Regions from separate parts of the Mus musculus genome. Here region 2 is linked to region 1. A link is a contact called in ENCODE Hi-C or POLR2A ChIA-PET data. All regions are on one chromosome and are shown on one strand. The core of a region is the stretch at or near the end of the contact, and the rest is flanking DNA. Distances in the headings are between cores, read along the strand shown. Region 1 has its middle 21 kb from the start of Bex6. Region 2 holds the start of Wdr53 (WD repeat domain 53).

What was found. A loop is a pair of places that touch in the nucleus more often than their neighbours do. ChIA-PET counts read pairs that join two places held with the same protein, here RNA polymerase II (POLR2A).
Region 2: a loop to region 1 is called in a map of heart, with 2.1 times the contacts of the local background. The contact joins the promoter of Wdr53 here to the enhancer-like site in region 1. A Hi-C loop is called at or near these places in 2 of 37 maps with a recorded cell type or tissue (both heart). POLR2A ChIA-PET finds 5 or more read pairs at or near these places in 2 of 5 experiments (both embryonic stem cell).

What each region holds. Positions count from the first base shown.
Region 1 is chr16:32,199,507-32,202,094 of GRCm38, forward strand. No RefSeq gene overlaps it. Among named protein-coding and RNA genes, the nearest start is that of Bex6, 21 kb to the left of the region's middle. Within about 2 kb of position 1,307, at least 2 of the 3 ENCODE cell types and tissues checked have a DNase peak (open chromatin) inside an H3K27ac peak, as active enhancers do; they include heart, where a contact is called at or near this core.
Region 2 is chr16:32,245,926-32,248,513 of GRCm38, forward strand. Wdr53 (WD repeat domain 53) reads left to right here and starts at 1,302. Exons shown (of 3, transcript NM_001185162.1): 1 at 1,302-1,342. Fbxo45 (F-box protein 45) reads right to left here and starts at 1,100. Exons shown (of 3, transcript NM_173439.2): 1 at 569-1,100. The coding sequence starts at 886.

The sequences.
Region 1 (2,588 bases), core at 57-2,556:
TGCTTCTTTGATTGGTCTGTAAGCTTAAGGCCCAAACTAGGAGAGACAAGGTGGTTATTGCCCAGGCGCTTGCAGGACTAGAACATGGAGCTTCCCCTGATATATCTATGCTTAGGCAATAGGTCGCTGGCCACTCAGCTCTTATATCCCACGAGGCTAGTCTCATTGCACGGGATAGAGTGAGTGTGCTTCAGCAGCCCGAGAGAGTTGCAAGGCTAAGCACTGCAATGGAAAGGCTCTGCGGCATATATGAGCCTATTCTAGGGAGACATGTCATCTTTCATGAAGGTTCAGTGTCCTAGTTCCCTTCCCCCAGGCAAAACGACACGGGAACAGGTCAGGGTTGCTCTGGGTAAAAGCCTGTAAGCCTAAGAGCTAATCCTGTACATGGCTCCTTTACCTACACACTGGGGATTTGACCTCTATCTCCACTCTCATTAATATGGGTGGCCTATTTGCTCTTATTAAAAGGATAGGGGGAGATGTTGGGAGCCGCGCCCACATTCGCCGTTACAAGATGGCGCTGACAGCTGTGTTCTAAGTGGTAAACAAATAATCTGCGCATGTGCCAAGGGTATCTTATGACTACTTGTGCTCTGCCTTCCCCGTGACGTCAACTCGGCCGATGGGCTGCAGCCAATCAGGGAGTGACACGTCCGAGGCGAAGGAGAATGCTCCTTAAGAGGGACGGGGTTTCGTTTTCTCTCTCTCTTGCTTCTTGCTCTCTTGCTTCCTGCACCCTGGCTCCTGAAGATGTAAGAATAAAGCTTTGCCGCAGAAGATTCTGGTCTGTGGTGTTCTTCCTGGCCGGTCGTGAGAACGCGTCTAATAACAAGGGCCCTCAGATCTTTGTTCTCATTTCCTTCCTGCACAGCCCCCCTTCCTGACTCCCCTTCCGGTTTGTAAGTTTCGGAGAAACTCTTGCTTTCAAGGGGCTTCCTCAGGGGGTGAACTAGAAACAGGAGACTCCAGAGCTGTCCCACGGGACCACTGCAGGCAGACTACAGGGTAACACAAGGCCAAATGATCTTCAGGGGGAGCGGCAAAATCCCATCTCTGGAAATGTCAACTGCACCGAGGAGAAGGATCGTCCGGAGTGCACTGGAGCAAGGAGGAGGGTTTCACGACCCCTAAAGCCCTTTGTAACCCCAGATGCCATCCCCCAGATGAAAACAGTGAAGCCAGAGGTGGTGAGGAAATGGAGATGCCAAAAGAGAGGCAGATGGGGAGGGGGGTCCCCGCAGAGTTCTCTTCTGCTTTCCGGTTTCCCTGGAGGGCTGGCTCTAGCTTCTCTGCCTGCCTCTGTCAATTTCCATCAGTGTCCGATTTCACTTGATAAGGAAGCAGAGGGAGGGGGAGGGGGCCTCACCAGGCTCTGCAGGGAACAGTAATGGCCCTGAAGCAGAAACAGGTGCTCCCTTCCTCGATGTCAACGCTTCCGGCCCCATCCCGGGCCATACAATAACAGCGGGGAAATTAAATTTAACAGGAGAGAAAACACAAGCCTAATTAAAGCAAGGGTTGTTTTGAACTCTGCAAATATACCGTGTAAAGCGGACAAAGAACCCCGGCCAGCCTATTTCCGAGTTCCAGAGAAGAAAGAACAATACAGTCAGGTCAACAAGCCGGGGGCCCTAGGGCCCCGTTGTCCTGGACAGGATATAAAGATGAATAGCTTCTTTTCTTACCCTCAAAATACTCCCAGGCTCCAACTGCACCAGAAAGCTAAACAACAAATGATAAGGAAATGTGCACTATAAAACATGCTTCGATCTGCGTTACCAGAAGACGATATGGAATCTCCCTGGAAATTGCAAGTAAACAGACTATATCCCAGATCCGTCGCATTCTCCCAGGGTGGTTCAGAGGCAGCTTTACAGAGCCCTACAGAAACGGTCTAAAACCTGTGTCCCTCGTCCCTCTTTGGTTCAGTCTAGAGCCAGTTTTAAAAGTAGGTCTCCCTCCCTCTCTCCTCCCTGAGGCGTATTCTCTCTGTGTAGCCCTGGCTGTCCTGGAATTCATTCTGTAGACCAGGCTGGCCTAGAACTCAGAAATCTGCCTGCCTCTACCTCCAGTGTGCTGGAAATAGGGACGTGTACCACAACAGCCTAGCTAGAAATGGTTACACATGAAACCATCTTCCATTAGCGCCTTAGTCTAGTACCTCAGTCATGTGAGGGGTTGGGACTGTGTTGTTACAATTCATTCACAGACCAGAGGCTGAGGTTCAGAAAGGGCCAGTGACTTCCCTGAAATCCAGCAGGTAAAATCATGCAAGAGACTGGTGACTTAGGCACTCTCTTGAGAGATCGTATTCTCCACAAAGCCTCTGCTGTGACATTGGTGTGGAAAGGTTATTTAGGGTGCTGTGCCTGTAGGTTTTGGTGAAAAAAACCAGAAGGTCCTAGAATCACATTTTCCGGGGATCTTTGCAGAATTCTTCATTACCTCTGTTTTGATACCCAACTACGCATGTCCTGTTCCCAGGCAACTTCCCTGTGGCATCCATGTGTGTACAATGCTACATGCCTGACTGCAGGTAGAGTCCTTGCCCTCCTACCCTGTCAACCAAAGATCCAGCAAGTGAA
Region 2 (2,588 bases), core at 52-2,551, 46 kb after region 1:
GTGATGAGTTATATGGTGCCAATGAGAGGAAGTAATAGTAAAGTCTCTTTCTTACAAGTTAATTAGCAGGATGCCTAGTCTTATCATCACTTGGAATCGTGAAATATTGTGGCCCTAAGAGAACGTGGGTGAAAATAATGTTCTTGTTAATCAGAGCTAGGAAAAGGGGTAGTGAACGCAAAAGATCCCAGCAACTAGACCTATTTTAAAGCGACATCGACGAACTAATGCCTTAAGTCTACTTGGAGGCCAGAAAAAATACATGCTCATGAGTATCGGCTGGTGATCTGTCTTTAAGAGCAAAGACTGTCGAAAGTAGAAAGACTGCTGAAAATGAATGATGGGAAACCACCTAGTATTTTAAAAAGTGAGGTGGATTACGAAGCAGAACTTCAATCCAAAGAAAAGATCGTTATGGAGAGGAGGGGTGAGAGTGGTCCTGACTGGCTGAAGCCGTGGGAAGGCGGGATGCTGAGGTGAAACCTCTGACTCAAGCTTTGAAGATAAACCCCGAGAGCGGCGGGCGGGAGAGGAGCCGAGCTTCGACGTGGCCCCGGGATTCCCTCACCTTGGCCTTGTAGCTGGGCAGGTTGCAGAGGATGTCCGTGCGCAGAGCCTCTTCTGCTAGGCTGCGGGCGCACAGGCTCCGCCACACCTCGCTGTTCTCGTCGCCGTGGAGGCAGCGGTACCAGTGCTTGCAAACCAGGGCGCAGCTCCGCAGCTCGGACAGCTCCAGGTAGGAGAACACCAACTCCAGCACCCGGCTGGGCAACCGGCCGCCGACCCCGGAGGACCCCGAGCCCGCGCTGGCGCCGCCGCCGGCACCGGCGCCGCCACCACTAGCGCCGCCCGAGGCTGCCCCAGCCCCCGGGCCCGGCGCCGCCATCGCCTCACCAGCCGGCCCGAGGGCCGCCGCCGCCGCCGCTTCGCCCCGTCTCGGCGCGGGAGGCCAAGCCTCGCCTACAGCCGCGAGCGGCTCGCTCACCGCCCCTTTCAGCGCCAGCCGCTCGCGCCTCCACCGCTCCCGCCCCTGCCCCGGGGCGTCCGCTGCGCGCCCCGCCTCACTGAGGGCAGATGGCGCGAGCCGCTCGGGTTCCCGCCCCTCGGAGCCGCTCAGCGCGGGCGCCGGAACCGCCCGCCTCGCCCGGCCTGCCCGCGACGCGCCCCGGGATCCGCCATGCGAGTTGAGGGCAAGAAGCAAGGGCGCACGCCCAGCTCGCCCGCCGCGCCTCTCTGCCCGGAAGTGACTGTTCGGCAGAGGCGCCTCGCTCCCTAAAGCTTGATGGGATTGGATGCTGCGTGTGAGGTCATCGCTCGGCGCCACCGGGAACGGGAAGCCCAGGTATGAGGCTGTTGGCCAGCGGGGTTCGGATCTGTTCGCAAGTGCTTTTTTTCTGTTTTTCCTCTAATGGCCTTGACTCGGCTCTCCTTGGCCTCTCTTCCTACGGAGTTTCCCGTCTCACTTGGTTTCTGCTCCCTCTCTAACTTTGTTCACGACACTTCCCTTTTTTGCTAGCCAATTCTTAGATCCTTCACCTTCAGGTCGCTTGGATCAATTTCCTTTCCCTTTGCGCAGTTGAGGACCTCTTGTCGTGGTCAGGTTAGATCCATTTTATTATATTTTATTTTTTTTTACCTTGAGAAATTGACATCTTCTTTTCCTGGCTAGCGCCGTAGGGGACTCACCAGAACCCATTCTCAAAGTAAGGTGGCTAAACCTGAGCAACCCTCGTAAATACGCAGGTTTTATTATATTTGAGATTAAATAAACAAGTGTAGGTAATCTCAAAGTGTCATTTGAATACTAAGTGTCACAATCTTTTTGGACAAAATATAGTGTGTTCAGTAAAAAGTAGTAGTAAAAAGATTAAGAAAAACGTGTTGTTGTTGGGTTTTTTTGTTTTGTTTTGTTTGGTAATTTGTTAATCCCTAGAATGAGGTAAGGTGGAAACATAAAGATGATTTCCTGGGAGGAAAAGAACCTAGCATTATTTAGTTATGCTATTTTAAAGAGCATTTAGAAAAAGAATAATAGAGACTGGAGTGATGGCTGAGCAGTTAAGAGCACTTTCTGCTCTTGTAGAGGACCTAGGTTCGTTCCTAGCACCCATATGGGTGCTCAAGGCTTAACCTGAGTTGTAGCTTAAGTTCAAGGGGAGCCAAACCCTCTTCTGGCTTCGGGAATGACTGAGCTGTACACACATACATGCTATACACATAAAATAAAGTAAAAGAACTACAGTGTGAGCCAGGCATAGATGAGATCTTTTAATCTGACTTTTTTTTATATATAATTCTCAACGCAGCTCTATGAAGTGATTATTATAATAATAGGGCTCACAGACTCAGGCATCAAGTCCAGTGTCATGCAATTTTTATGTAGTAAACCTTGCCTGAGATCCACCTATGTGTAATTAACTTCCTGGTTTTTAGTAAAAACAAATGAACAGCAGCTGCTTCCCTACCCTGGTATAATTACATGCTTATGATTTGCTAATCCCTTCCTCAAGATGTCTTGCACCAAGTAACCCAAATTCTTGTCTGTTGTGGTCATGCTAATGCCACAGTCTTCTGGTTGTTTTGGTTGT